Linked DNA regions of Homo sapiens: region 2 is linked to region 1. Evidence: chromatin loops called from intact Hi-C (ENCODE). Cell type or tissue: OCI-LY7. All regions are shown on one strand.

Region 1 (8,000 bases):
TAGGGAACTCTCCAGGAGACTGTAGGTGCAGGCTGGGAGAGAGAAGGCAGCGTAGCGGGAGTGGGGACCGTCGGCATTGGCGGCACTTCTTTATGTAACTTGTGCCTTTAGGGCCTACTTAGGCCCAGACATGTACCACTTCCATTTGATGATGGAATGCTGCTGTGCACACCCAACTTTCTGGCTTGGTGGGTCGGAAAACATTCAGTTCATGATGGGCAACTCAGGTCCCATGGTAACTTGGTGGTCCATGTTTCAGCATTCAATCCCTACTAAAGCCCCATAGTGGGTCAAGAGCTGTTTCTCAAAGGCAGTTGTTACCCACAAGGATGGCAGGGCGTTGCCCCAACATCCTAAGGGCCTGTGCTGCAGTTCACCTTGAGAGGAACCTGCCAAAGGCTCCACACAGCATGCGTCTCTGCCTCTGCCCTTTCAGACACCCTTGGATCTGCTGGGTCATGTGGCCCAGGAGGCAGAGCAGCCTGCACAGAGCCTGGAGCTGCCGCAGAGCCTTCCCTCCTTCTGGGCTGTACTCAAAACCAGCAGCTTTTCAGGCCGCTCAGTAAACCAGCTGGAGCAACACACGCAAATGAGAAATGTGTTGTCTTCGAAGTCCAGAGAGGCCTGCTAGATGTTATGCCTCTTTTTTGATGCAGGAGGCGCCAGATTCAACAATTTATCCTTCACCTTAGAAAGGATATCTCCATATACCCTACAACACTGGACCCCTAGAAATTTCACTGAGATAGAAGGCCCCTAAATTTTTGTCAGATTTATTTCCCACTTTTTGACACACAAATGTCTTACCAATAAGTTTAGAGTGGTTGTTAACTTCTCACTCACTAGTTACAATCAGCAAAATATCGTCAACATAATGGGCCAGTGTGATATTAATATCCTATGGAAGGGAAAGGTGATCAAGATTTCTGTGAACTAAATTATAATACAGGGCTACAGAATTTATATACCCTTGACGTAGGGCAGTGAAGGCGTATTGCTGGCCTTGTCAGCTGAAAGCAAACTGCTTCTAGTGGTCTTTACTAACAGGGACAGAGAGAAAAGCATTTGCCAGATCAGTAGCTGCATACCAGATAGGTGGCATGTTAATTTGTTCAGGCAATGAAGCCACATCTGGTACAGCAGCTGTAATTGGACTCACCACCTAGTTAAGCTTAACGATAATCTTCTGTTATTCTGGAAGCTCTGTCTGTCTTCTGCACAGACCAGATAAGAATCGAATGGGGGTGTAGTGGGAATCCCCACCCCTGCATCTTTCAAGTCCTCGACGGTGGCAGTAATCTCTGAAATCCCTCTAAGAATGCAGTATTGGTTTTGGTTTACTGTTTTCCCAGGTAGATGCAGTTCTAGTAGCTTCCACTTGGTCTTTCCCACCATAATAGCCCTCACTCCACAGGTCAGGAAATCAGTATGGGGATTCTGCTAGCCATTCCATTCCATTAATTGCCTTCTGGAAGAGAGGAGACAACCACAGGATGGGTTCAGGGACCCGCTCTGAGTTGGGCCTCTGCTAAAATTCCACTGATTACCTGACCTCCATAAGCCCCTACTCTGACTGGAGAGCCACAGGGAAGGTCTCCTAGGATCAGTGTCAGTTCAGAGCCAGTGTCCAGAAGTTCACGAACGGTCTGGTTATTTCCTTTTCCCCAGAGCACAGTTATATCACTAATATTCATTTGTCAATCTGTCATTTACAGTTTTGTGACATTTATGGGATTCTGTGAGTACTCAGAAAATGTTCAGATTCCTTTAATCTCCCATGGAGCATCTGTTCTAGTACTTTCATGTTGAAAGTGTTCAATAAATATTGATTGATTGAAGGAATAAAAGTCATTATAATTATATCATTAGGAATATTTTGGCAAAAGTGAATTTGAAAGGAAATTTAATGGCTTATTTTATAAAATTGTCAGTATGGATGTTTTTGATTGTGCCTTTAATGTGTAAATCACATATGGATTAGAGGCTAAATGTGTTGATAATGCTTTTTTTTGTATGTGCAAATATATTTAGTTTGGCTTAAATATAGTGTTTGGATTTTGGATACAGGTTTGAGATGTTATGTGTTAACCATATTACCTTGGAATGCTACTTTACTTTTCTGGGCAAGAATTTTGTAACACAAATAAAATAATAACCTTAGTAAACTGTGTCATGTAAGCAAGATGTATCTCTGTCTGCAGTGAGAAAATAGCTTGAAAAATGTGATACAGAAAAATGACATTGGAGCATTGGAGTTAGGAGACCTGATGATGATCCTCTGGCCTCTGGGTTTTGGCTGGTGGTTGTCATCACTTGTCAGCTTGATGCTGTGAGATGTGTTCTGTCATTCACACAGTGTGGGTCCATGACATGCCAGCAACTGTAGTTTGTTGTAGGATAGGGCAGAGATGACAAATTAAAATGGTAGTGTAAGTTCTTTTTGTTGTTAAAATAGGAAAAAGGGTTAAAAAATGGACCGAAAAAATAAAGTATCCACTTCTATACATTTTCTATATCTTGTGTACTGTTAAAAAATTAATAGGAAAATATGAAACTCTTCATTTCCATAAGTTGAAAAACAATGATACAGCTGCTTTGTGGGTTTTCCTTTTGGGGGTGATAAAAATGTTTCGGAGTTAGGTAAAGGTGGTGGTTGCACACCATTGCAAATGAACAGTTCAGTGCAAATGCCACTGAATTGTTCACTTTAAAATCGCTAATTTTAAGTAATGTGAGTTTAATATCAAAATAAGAGCTAAATAACAATAAAAATTTGGAAGATAGGAAAATGATGGAGTTAGATTGTACCCTTAAATAAAACCAGGAAATAATTCTTCAGTTTTTGAGTGATTTTTCCCCAGTGGGGCCCAATTTTGGCTAAGCTGTCCACTCACTTATGACCAGAGATAGAGACAAAACAAACATTTGTGACATGAATGCCCAGTTTGAGATTGTCTGTTAAAATATAACCACAATGAATCCGACAAGTCACTGCAAGGACTGTGTGCTTTATTTTGATTTGTCATCAGGAATAGGCGATACACTGTTTGGACATCATGAAGGAACAATGCAAAATCCATCCTTTTAAAATTCATTTTTAAGTTCCATAGAAGATCCAAAAAACCAGACTTTTAGAGTATAAGCAGTCAAACTTAAGAAAATATTATATTTACTTATGAATAGATGCTAAGTCAAAAGTAAGTCCCTAATAAATTTTAATGTACTGTTGTTCACTAAATGTTCCTAGTCATTTGGGCTCAGTAGTTCAGTCATTTATCATAATGTGTATCAAGATAGTTACTGGATATTGAGGTATTGTTTATAACATTACAAATAGAAAAATCCTAGTGTTTGGGATAGGAAATTAATCATATCTTGTCGATCCAAACAGTGGAGTGCTTTTCTGGACATTATAGATGATAATGTAGGTATTTGTTGATATACAGAGATACCAGAAAAAAGCCCATATTTACGATCCAATGCCTATTTTGTAAAAAGAAAAAAGAGTACATGTGTAGGTAGCTGCATCAAAAAATACCTGGAAGGGTAAATACAAAGAGTTTAACTTTTTGTAGGATTTTATGATATGCATTTTTTTTTGGTATTTACATTGCATTTGGTGTTTGCATTTATACAATGGACATATTATTTGTTTTTTAAGAAAAAAGTTATGTGAAGATAAAAAGTCCCACATTTCATTGGTAGTTGTTATTTATTTTTCTTCTAAGTAAATAAGCAGAGGCTATTCTAATTCTGAAGTTCTCTCTCTGTCTGTCTCTGTCTCTCTGTCTGTCTCTGTCTCTCTCTCTCTCTCTCTCTCTGTCTCTTTTTACCCCAAATCAACAGTGGCTAATAATTCTGAAGTCCTCACACTACTTGAAAACAGACTGTAATCTCTTTTCTAAGCCTTATGCTTTGTTGGTAGAATTTTTAAAAATTGTGTAAATTGCTTTTTGATAATTGGATTAGATCTTTAATTCTACTGAAATATTGAACTTTTGTCATTTTGGAAATTATTGAGTATGGCTGAACTCTGATTAATTTTTTAATTTAAATTCATGAAGGCTTTTGTCTATGTGAGGAAAAATGATAAATTATTTCCTCTATAGTATTGTATATTGTAGTTTGAAATATTTTGTAACTCCAGCAGATGGAGCTAGAAGTTAATGCATCCTATGGTGATCTGGAAATTCAGTCTTGTTTTGTTTTATTTTAAACCACAGTTAAATAACTTTAAATTCAAATACCTTTTCTGGGGATGGGCATTGGATATCTTTCAAATAGGTTTCTGTTATAGTGTTGCTGAATTTTTTAGGGTTTGACTACTATATGGAAATATGTAATTTTACCTTTCTAAAGCAGAGCGATTTGATTAATATTTATTTTACAAATTAATATGAAATAATGTATAATGAAATATATGTGTTGGCCCTAACAGTAATTTTTAAGAATGATTTATCAAAATTATAGAATATTATTAAGGAATATGTATGTGTGTATGTTGATGTATATTTATAAAATGTTAGAAATTTACTAAGCTTTGCAAAATTGCCAAGAATGTAATTACTACTTAGCAATATATCTTAGATACATTATTATGTCTATGTATTAGATGTTCTTCTCATAGTATTTTTACTTTCTTATATATTGCAAATTGTATTAGATTAGCGTAAGTTGAGTCTGAAATTTTCACATTTATTTATTCTGGCTAATAAACTTATTATTTTGCATTTAATTACCTAGGTTGAAAAAAGCTGGTTGATCAGTACATGAAACAGGCATCTAATTTCTTGACAAACTAAATTAACTGGTATTTGGAACCCTTCTTGATTCAGGGTACTGAATCGTTTTCTTCAGTTGTCCAACAGACATTACTCCTTGTTTGATCTACTGATAAAGATTTCTTCACCCCGTCTCCCATCACTACTAAAAATACAAACGTTAGCCTGGTGTGATGGTGCGTGTCTATAATCCCAGATGCTCGGGAGGCTGAGGCACAAGAATCACTTGAACCTGAGAGGTGGAGGCTGCAGTGAGCCAAGATTGCACCACTGCACTCCAGCCTGGGCAGCAGAGTGAGACTCTGTCTCCAAAAAGAGAAAAGAAAAAAGGAAGAAAGAAAAAAAAATATTTTTTTCATTTAGCTTTTGATAAACTATCTTTGTTTTAATAAAAGTAAGTGTATTGGTTAGTCAGAAGAGATACTTTTTAGTGATTTGTGAGCATTGCCTAAGGCAAAGTTTTATTTTTTTAACTTTGACATCTAGAGAAGAATTTGAATTTTACTGTATAAAAGGGACATGTATGATTAGAAAGATAAATTCTGGAAGCATGTATGTTTATGGATCAATAACAATAGAAAGAGCCTTCTTTTATGCTCCAGAATTTATCTTTTTAATCATACATGTCCCTTTTATACAGTAAAATTCAAATTCTTCTCTGGATGTTAAAAGTTAGAAATAGATTTTAAACTTTTTTTCTTCTGAATATAAAAGCATAGTGGACCCTTAGTATTCGAGGATTTATATTCATGGTTACAACAATTTGAGAGCAATATTTGAGGCTCCCCAACACGTGGTAATTTGTAATTTTGCTGAGGCTAAAATCTAAACTGTGCACTCAGAGAAACTAGTAAGTAAAGTGAGCCACGTGGCTAATGAGTGAGCCTAGCTCAGCATCCCCATCTCAGTTTAGCTTTATTATTTTCTGCCCTTTTAATTCATTTTATGGGGGAAACTGTATGATACAGGGATGTGGGGAATTTTGAGTTTCACAAAGATGTTTAAATATATGCTTTGTGAATTTTAGAGGACTTTATATGCTTCTTACAGAAAACTTAGAATATCCAGACAAAAAAATCACGCACAGTTGTGCTACATTGATATTGTTAATTAGTTGGGGTATTTATTTGCAGTTGATTTTCTATGCCTGGTTTTTGTCATTGTCATTTTAAAATATTTTCAATAACACCTATGTATATAGGTTTTGCTGGTTAAATTTTTTTTTTTAGTGAAATTAATGAGAATAATTCTTTAAGGAAAGGGTTGAGAGCTAACTGTAGTTACAACCTGCATCATTTTGTTGTTGTTATATGGTCTAAATGCTGGTGTATGTCAGAACTTTTCAGTTTTTTTGTACTTTTTTTTTTTTTTTTTTTGAGACGGAGTTTCACTCTTGTTGCCTAGGCTGGAGTGCAATGGCATGATCTTGGCTCACCACAACCTCTTCTTCCCAGGTTCAAGCGATTCTCCTGCCTCAGCCTCCCGAATAGCTGGGATTATAGGCGTGTGCCACCATGCCTGGCTAATTTTGTATTTTTAATAGAGATGGGGTTTTTCCATATTGGTCAGGGTGGTCTCGAGCTCTCAACCTCAGGTAATCTGCCTGCCTTGGCCTCCTAAAGTGATGGGATTACAGGTGTGAACCACCGCGCTTGGCCTTGTACCATTTTTATGATGTTGAGACAGGGCAGGGAAGAGGCACTGACATTTGTTTAACATATTGGGTGTTAATTTATCTTCTGTTCTTCATAAGAGCCCTGTGAATTATAGCCTATTGCATACCTGAGGAAACTGGGTGACAGAGTTGCAGTCCCTCTTCAAGGTCACGTATTTGTGATAGGTGCAAATCCAGGCTGTTAGACGTAAAGTGCTACGCACTTAGCTATCTGCCATTGAGAACTGGTGAGGTTTTAAAAATCACAAATTGTGTGAATACCTTGATTTTGTTAGAGTACATTATAGTACACTAAATAGATCTAATATATTCAATATTTTACTGAAATTAGATTTTTAAAAACCTTTCTGTAGTTGAAAGATGTCCTGGTGTTTTAAGAAGCCTTGCTTGTACATGTACACACCTACATGTAAACAACTGAGAAAACAAATGCAGACATGTTTTGTTCCATTTTACAAAACTGATTGCAGGCTCAGTTAAGCATTTTGTTTTATGTTGATAGAATTAATGGAATATCATATTCATTATTTCCCTTAGTAAAATCTTACTAAACTAATATATTCTTTTTGGCAGATAATATTAAGAAAACTCAAAACATTGTTCCTTTTTCACCCAGAATGTTAAGTATGAGACATTATTCAGTCATATGTAGAAAGAAAAAGAGATCTGGGATTTAATCCCAGGGCTACCATTTGTAAGTTGTGGAATTTGTGAGGAATTTATTGAGTCTCTTTTAAGAAAAAGTTCAGTTTATGGGTGCGTTGGCTAAGGGGATCTTAGGTTCTCTTCTGCTCTGTATCTTATTCTTGGTGCACTAAAATAAGAGCAAGGTTTTATTTATTTTGAACAGATTTTAATTTTAGATTCTTACAATTGTATCTGTTCTGCTTAAGTATTGAAATAAATATGTATTTTAGTTCGTTAGAGGAAAGAGGTTATTTCAGTCTAAAACAATTCTTTGTCTGGAAAAGATAAAAAAAAACTAGGACTTTTTTTCTTCAAGAGATGGTGTTTTTTCTGAATGTGGATTCAAAGTAGCAGGTATTGAACAGTGTAAAGGAACTTAACCAAAGTGAGGCTTTGCAATTATTTCATTATTATTTTAAAATTTTCTAATACAACATCATTTGAGTAGACTTTATTTTCTGAGTGTATCAAAGAACATAATAGAAAGAATGTGGGAAAAGGAGAAAAAGAATAAGCTTGATGATATCTGTGAAGCATCTTGGAGGCCCACTGTAGAAATGTATACTGGAATAGTTAGGTTTTAGGAATTTGGGGCAAGAGAATGAAGAGAACGTATATTTCACAATAGGGAGCAGTATTCCATCTAGTAAGAGAAAACTAAGACATAGGAGTTGAGGCTTACTCTTTTAGTAATAAACAGACTTTGTTTTGTTGTTGAGTTGTATGTTGAGAGAATTAAACAAGGGGCAAGGATATCAATAAGTATTTGGGGAGGCCAACTTGAAATAGAGTAGGTAACTACAGTTTTAAAACATTTTTTCTATGATCAGCAAATCCATTAGGATAGATAGGTAGTG
Region 2 (8,000 bases), 170 kb after region 1:
GTACTGGGTTGAATTGTGTCATCTCAAAATTCTTATTCACCTGGAACCTCTGGATGTTGACCTTATTTGGAAATAGGGTCTTTGCAGATGTAGTTAAGATGAGGTCATACTGGTTTAAAGTTGGCTGTACATCCTATGAATGGTATCCTTATAAGAAGAGGAAAGGGAGAGTACAATCACACCTAGAGAAGAAGGTTTTGTGAAGTCAGAGGCAGAGATTGGAGTGACGCTGCCACAAGCTAAGCAATGCCAGGAACCACCAGGGAAAGGTAAGTTAGGATTCTTCTGTAGAACCCTGCCAACAGCGCCATTTTGGACTTCTGGCCTCCAGGACACTGAGAGAATACATTTCTTTTGTTTTAACCCACCCAGTTTGTACTAATTGCTTGTGGCAGCACTGGGAAACGAATATCCTTAAAAACAGCATTTACAATTATAAGTGCATAATACATCTCCTTTTATTAATTAGAAGAAATGGAATTGATTTGCATGCCTTTATTTACAGGCACAAACTTGTAGCAATACCATACACAGTAAGAATGTGTGTGAAGTTGCATGCTATATGCATCCCACCTATCATAAAGAATTTCAATCAGCCATGACGGAGGTAAGGCTGACTTATTTCTATAGAGAATGACATTACAGAATTATTGTCACATGAAAATATGATCAAAGAGTATCTAGCAATCAAAAGAGATGGAAAAAGTATTACAGAGATATTTCAGGCAGCTAACTAATACAAAATATTATGCTATTTTTATTGATTTTTGTTTGGGATACATTTCATGTTGTTTTGAAATTCCTGATTTGTTGCAAGTTTTGGTCTTACTCTAAATACATATTCACACTTGCAAAAAGAAAATATTATCGTATGTTCTTAACCCCAAATGTTAACCTTTTATATAACCCTGGTACAAAGATCAAAACCACAAAATTAATGTTGCTATAATCTATCAATTAGCCTACATGCCTTCTGCAGATCTGGTTCTCTGTCACACTGATGTCTTTTTTCTGAACTAGGATCTGATCCAGGATCACAGATTGCACTTGCAGCTATGTCCCCTGGGTCTCCTGTAATCTGGAACAGTTGCTAGGTCTTCATTTGCTTCTGTTGACTTGATACTTTTGAAGAGTACTAGCCAGGAACTGTGTGGAATGTCTTTCACTTGGACTGGTCTGAGGTTTCCTCATGATTAAATTCAGATATACATTTTGGTAAGAATGCCACAGAAGTGATGTTGTACCTTTCAGCAGGAGACACATGATGCTGGCCCGTGCGTTACTGCTGACCTAACTAGGATTACTTGGTTCAGGTGCTGCTTGCCAAGCGTTACAACTGTACAGCTGAAGTAATTGTGAAGTTATTGTTTTTCTCCCTGCCATGTACTTGCATCTCTGGAGAAACTACCTCAATATTCTGTGTCTGTACGTAAATTTTTCTCATTCCTAATTTCAGTATTGATGATCATTACTGTGGTGTTTGCCAAAGGTGATTTTCTATCCCCGTCTACTATCCTTATGAGTTATATTCATTCTACTATAAGGGATTTTTCTTTTCCATCATTTATTTACTCAATTATTTATTTTTATCAATGTGAATCAATAGATATTTCTTTTGTTCTCCCATTTTTACTTATTCTACTTACCATTACTATCTTTACCTTCTTGCTCTAATGGTCCCCTATCATTTTTAAACTTCAATACATACATACCTTCAATACATACACACCTCTCTGTATAATTATAAATAAGTTATTTCTGTAACATAAAAAATTATACTATTAATCTCAATAGATTTTTTTAGCCCTAATAAGCCAAAAGATGAATGACTACGTCAGCTTACCCAAAGTCAACGGCGGCGGTTTGGGATCAAGAACATATTCTTTTTCTGAGTCTTCTAGTTTGGGGCACTGTGTAGTTTTTTTAAGTCCAGTATCTATTATTGCCTTTGTATCTCTTTTTAGAGATTTGTTCTCTTTCTTTTGTACTTGTGTCTTAGAATGATCTGCAACTGAAAGATTTCGAAGTTGAAGATCATGTAAAATGTGATCTTGTAAAGCAACTGCATTGACTGCCAAGTTATCTTTCTTAGATGAGTGACCCTAAAAAGTAGGAAAAAAGTCATATTTAGAGGAGTATTATGTAATATATCATTTAGAAGAGAACTGAGGCTTCAATACTCAACCTTGATGGCACATACAACCAAATCAAATAGTAAGGAATGCTTGACTCATTGTTACCTAAGTAGGAGCAGACCCTTGTCTCAGCATTTATGTTAACAATACAGGAATATCTTTTCATTTAATTATGAAAGCCTTAATTATAATATGAATAAATTCATTATGACCCATAAACCTGTGCATGCCTAAACAAACCCACGCTGCTTCACTATAATTAAATTAGACTCCAGGCAACTACTAAGGAGACTCCTGCCATTTCAGCTTATGCCTTTTTGTGAAAACTTAATAATTTCCTGTGCAGAATAAAAATCACCAAACAGCTAAGAGATGCTTGCAGTAAATATCGCCAGAGATTGTTTTTCCATTGGCTTGTCCACTGCCCCATGCGACACTTGGCATCGCCCATTCCTGCTGACAATTCCTAGTTCAAGCAGGGTTTGCAAACTAGTTTTTATACTCTCAAATGGCTGAATTAAAATACATTTCATGAGTCAAATAACGTGTATGTTTAAGAAAAGAATAGCGTACCTTATTTTTTAACATGCCGAATTAGGAAAAGTTGTTGCTTGGCTATCACAAATTCTATCATCACATCCTATCACCTTCCTTCTATTCTTCTGCTGCAAAGACGTGGTCAACAGAAAGTCAAAGTTACAGTGCACAGAAAAACCATGAAGTTTGTGAGGATGCTCTGTAAGAGTCTAACAGATCCTGAAGCAGCAGGAATGCCTGCTACAGGGTGGCACTAAGCTACACATTCTGGTTCTGGAGGAAGGGGGTGAACTCAAGTCAGTTATGCTTCGACTCATCCCTGTCCTCAAATAGTTCACCCCTGAGCTCCTGAGGACACATTAATACAAATGGTTAATTACTATGAATTAATCCATTGCTAAATATAACATGATACATAAGTACTACAAAACTTCAGGCTAACACTGGAGACTTGGAAAAACCAGTTAAACTGGCATTTGAAAGATACACAGAGGGAAATGAAGATGGCACATTACAGGTAGGAGGAAAGAACTGGCAGGCTGGAAATCAGCATGATATGCTTATTTTGGGGAGAAAGGGAACAATGAAGAAACTGGAACGCAAGAGGAACACTGGCTAACTTCAGTCTGTCCAGAACACAGAAGTACAGAATATGGGGACAGACCAACTTGAGTTCCAATTGAACTCTACCGCTTTGCTGCGCAAGATACTGGACACAGCTGAGCCCCAGGCTCCTCATCTATAAAGCAGGTATAATAACGCTGGCTTTGCAGGGTTGCCGCAAGGATTAATGAGACAACCTTTGAAGTATCTAAAGTAGGTCTTTTCACACAGAACTTACTCTTGTTATTCTTGCTTCAATTCCCTTCAAAGCTGGTGGAATAATTTGGAATTGGCCCTTTTAGATTTTGGACATGGTGTATTTTATGAAGACAGATGTATTCAAAATATACTGTGATGAGGAGAAATAGAAAGTTATTCAAGTAATCTAGGAACTGGCACAGAAGGCCCTTGAACATATTTCTTCTAATGTTGTTTCCCTATAACGCTGATGAGAAAAAAAATTGATCCCCAGCAGGGGCCACTGTCTGTTTGGAGTTTGCACGTCCTCCCCATGTGCTGTGGGTTTCCTCCAGGTACCCCGGGTTCCTCCCACATCCCAAAGCTGTGCACGTGAGGCTCACTGGGGCGTCCCCGTCTGAGTGAGTGTGAGTGTGCCCTGCCATGGGATGCCGTCCTCTCCAGGACTGTTGCCCGCCTTGGTCCTGAGCTGCCTGGATGGGCTCAGCCCCCTGCCACCCTGAACTGGAATAAGCAGGTTGGAAAATGAAAGGATACAAATTATTGTCAAATAAAAACTCGTAAAGCATACGGTATTCACACAGAGATGCAGGACAATACCCGATGCAGTAAGAAAGGCCCAGCGGGCTGAGAAGTGGCTCCTGTTTGTTTTGAAACTGCATGGTAGGGGGAGGTGCTTCAGAGCTTTGGCTTGGCCAACATTATCTTTAACACAGCCCCTCCACAACCCGGTCACTCATGGATTCACCAGAAATTGGGTAATGATATTTCTTAAATGTAGAGCTCATATGTACTTCAGTGTTTCATATTAGAAGTGCTTTGGTCTTTATTTAGAAGTTTGGCGATGTTTTTGTGACCAGGAATGTGCTGTGGGAACTTTCCTCTTATTTATATCAATTAACCTATGGTGAAACTGGTTTCCTTGTACACTGCATGGCTTAAAGCTCCAGTTTCTAAGAACCTATGGATGATGTTAAGTGAAGACTTACTGTGTTGAGGGCCTAACTCTAAAAATAGAAAGAAATTAATCCAAAATGTATTTCTAAGGACTAACACTTGTATTAAATTACTCCAACCGAAAGAACAAACTCACTAAGGCGTGAGTGGAGAGATAGAAAAGCACAGTGGAACCAAATCTCTGAGATATCCAGGGTTAGAAGTAAAAACGTCAGTCGCTGCTCAAGTCCTGGAGGCTTTGATGATGGTTCTTACTACAGCCCTTTTCTGTTCCCGTTCAATTCTGGCATCAAGAGATGTTTGAAATAAGTTCCACCCTGTATCTCATCAAGACAACTGAACTTGGAGAAATGGTGGAATTTAAAATACTGAAAGATCACTGCCAGAATTTTCTCAGTTCCTGCTTCCAAAATGCCTATAACCTGCAGAAGATACAGTTTGCATCACACTAAAAATGGTCCGGTCATAGCTGCAGTCTGCAATTTAATCTCAAGTTTCTACACAGTAGACCACTGTCATTAATATCAAGGTAAGAGCTTTTAAAACCTATACTCTCTTAAAGTCCTACGGTATCATTAAGTTTTAGAGTTTAAAATTCAGAATTTAAAGGTATTGAAAACCCTTCAAGTACCTACTCCAACTCCACTTTATAAATGAGAAAACCAAATACCAGGTGAGTCCTTCAATATATAATGAGCCTGCGGCACTGGTAGGGTTAGAAACGTAACCCTTGCCCAGTATTGAAAGCTAAGATTAACAGGAACCCGTTGCTTTGTAAATCCCAGTATTAAACGCTCAAGAGGCAGAGCTTGGTGGCAAAAACGATCACTGGGGTGCCAAAGCGAGTAACCTCAGCTAATTAAACACGCTCAATAAAAATACACGAGACCAAGCCTACGACGTAAAGATGCAATCCTACGTAGGGTCTTGGTGTTATCTCCTGCCTTCTGAACCCCGCTGACCGTTTTCTGAGGTTCCACTCATGCAGGAAGCGCGCGGTGACGAGGCTCCAATTCCTCTCAAAGCTGACACCACCCTGCACCTGGGGCCCCTGATGGCAGCCGGTCCTACCGGGTTCTAAAATTACCGACGTGGGATCACTGTTCTAAGGCTTTAGGCAGCCGTAAATTCGTACCCCTCAGATAGAAGGAGCTGTGGAAACTAACCAGGACCCCGAGTCCCCCAAGGAGGCTGCGCGCCGCTACGGGACCCGACCTCGCCTCACAGCTGCGGCCATCGCCGGCCCGGCTCGGAGGAGGCGAAAGCGAGGCCGCGGACGGCCCTCACCCCGAATCCATGGACCCCGCCCGCCTGGCGGGCCACCCTTCTTTCCGTCCCTCCCCCGAAGCCTCTCCGTGCCTCGACTCCTCCGCGAACACCGGAACCCAGGGACGTCTGCCCCTTTTCCCTCAGGCAACTCCCTGGCCGCCCACCGTTGCCGTAGCAACGCCCGCCTCCGCGCTCGCTCCCCGCGGGCTTGCTCACCAGCCCTGCCCCGCCCCGCCCCATACTGCGCATGCTCGCCAGCCCCGCCCGGCCCACATTGCGCATGCTTGCCAACCACGCCCTGTCCACACCACACTGCGCATGCTCGCCGGCCCCCGCCCCGCGCACGGCGTCAGCGTCTAGACGCAGGTGCGTTCCCGTCGAGGCTCGCGCAGCGGGCGTTTTTGGGGATCGCCTGGCGGGGGTGTTCGGGAGCCGCGGGCTGAAGCACGGGGGCGTGCAGGCGCCCAGGCCTCGTGTAGTGAGGGCCGAGCCCCGCGCCGGCTTCGCTGTAGTCCGCAGCCCCCGGCGGCTTTGTGGGCGCAGCCACGCTCCTCAGCCGCCCGCCCACCTGGGCCTGGGCCCCGGTTGTTTCCCTGCGGTGGCTGTGGTCGTTCCCGTTCCAGGGTCTCGAGCGCACCGCCCCTTCGCTGCGCTGTTAGTCGAGGGCAGTTTTCTGGGGGATCCCCCGATCCCCCCGCGCCGCTCAGGCGTCTTGGCTCGCGGAAGCGCAGGCGCCGACTGCCTGGCGTCGTCCGTGACTCCTGGCCCTTCTCTGTGGATCCCTTTGCTTCTCGTTGCGGGTTGTGTTTCCTGCTTCGTGGGCCTGGCCGTTTGCGTTTGGATGCAGGCCCGGGTGAGCCCTGCGTGGCCCGCTGGCCTTTTCCTGCTCCCTAGGTGACTGAGCCGCGTGTGTGACACATCGGAGTGAATTGAGGCAACGCGTTCCTTTCCAGGCTTGCAGCGGGCGGTGTCGTTCACGCTCCTGAGCAGAGCCTTCCGGTGCTTTACTCGACGCCACAAATAGTGCAGGGTTCCTCCCAGGGGCTGTCGCGAGCTAGAACTCTTCCCCGCCCCTGTGAGCTCGGGCTGTTCTTCCTCCTCCGCGTGGCTCACTCCAGCCTCGGATGTTTCCTCGCTGCACAGACCTGCTCGGGAAGACTCGAGAAGGCCACCCCAGGACTCCAGCTCTCCCCGGAAGGGCTTCCCCTCGGATTGCGTCTTGGCCCCTGGAACCCTCCCTCTGTATCCTCTGCTGTTCCTCTCTTGGCCTCCATTTGGGTTGTGGCCTGGATACTCTGGCTCGCTGCTTCCCTTCTCTTAAGGATCACAGCCCTGCACTGCCTGTCGTCCGGTGCCTGGAAACCATTGTATTTTTTGGTCTGATTTTGTAGTTGTTTGAGAACTTAAGTCTGGTCCCTCACACTCCATGCCCAGAAGCAGAAATGAGTAAAGTTTGTTTTATCTTTTCTTAATATGACAATTATTGTGTTGGTTCAACTTATGTTGTACTTTAATTAGAAGAAATTTGGCCGAAAATACAAGGAAAATATACAAATGCAAGTAATTTTTTTTAAACTTCCCTGAAAGCAGGGTCTAAAGAAATTACCAACCAACTTAGACTGGATCTAGAAGAAAAGGAAGGGTCTTTGCAGTCTTAGGACTCTTCCGTTCCGCGACGTAGGTGTTAGGATAACAGCCATAAATGGTTGTAAGACTTTGGGCTCAGATAAGTAGACTTAAGTTCAAATTTTGACTTATTTTACAAGTGTGTGATTTTTGGCAAGCTCATCTTCCTAAACCATGAGCTCCTTATTTGTAAAGGGGACATTAGCCACTCTCCAGCAACAGCCCTGGTACTTCTTCAGTCCTGGGATGGGACGTATGATTAGCCTAAGCGAACCAGAAAATCCAGGCCCGTGACCAGTGACTTGATCAGGGCTGGCGATATATCTAGGTAGGCCAACCAGGTGGACTCAGTATTTTTGTGGGTGCTACTGGAAAATTTATTTAATTCTAACTGAATGTAGAAACAGCAACAGACATGAAATGGCAGTTGTATTGCTGTCTTATCATGAGGTGAGGGCCTGAAGCTATGGTAGCCACCCTGTGAACCTTGGAAGGAGGGTTCTACAGGAACTGGCAGAGCTGAGACTGGGACGCAACCCATGTCCTGGTGACGTATTTGAGTCCTGAGGCTGGCCCTCCTGTTAGTCTTTTCTCTTACTGGCTTCAGCCAGATGGGGTCTGGTTTTCTGTTACTTGCAACAGGAAAAATTGGAATGATATCTATGCATGCTATTA

Evidence for each region. Peaks named below come from ENCODE experiments on the same cell type or tissue, not always from the same donor. Only the 100,000 strongest peaks of a DNase experiment are listed, where the experiment ranks them.
Region 2: it touches region 1 in a loop (2.3-fold over the local background); 10 of 110 quality-filtered maps call a loop at or near these places.

Annotation. Positions count from the first base shown.
Region 1 is chr7:156,813,314-156,821,313 of GRCh38, reverse strand. All of the region lies in intron 4 of LMBR1 (limb development membrane protein 1), which reads left to right. Among named protein-coding and RNA genes, the nearest start is that of LMBR1, 76 kb to the left of the region's middle. RefSeq lists an enhancer at 126-626. In OCI-LY7, CTCF peaks have their summits at 678 and 4,125 (motif pointing right); a DNase peak (open chromatin) is centred at 4,153.
Region 2 is chr7:156,638,601-156,646,600 of GRCh38, reverse strand. It overlaps RNF32 (ring finger protein 32), which reads right to left and starts at 5,827. Exons shown (of 9, transcript NM_030936.4): 1 at 5,790-5,827; 2 at 2,709-2,800; 3 at 1,844-2,102. The coding sequence starts at 2,723. RNF32-DT (RNF32 divergent transcript) reads left to right here and starts at 6,066. Exons shown (of 4, transcript NR_026865.2): 1 at 6,066-7,653. RefSeq lists a silencer at 5,927-6,236 and an enhancer at 5,805-6,396. In OCI-LY7, a CTCF peak has its summit at 3,766 (motif pointing right); DNase peaks (open chromatin) are centred at 5,450 and 5,950; H3K4me3 peaks cover 2,633 bases; H3K27ac peaks cover 787 bases.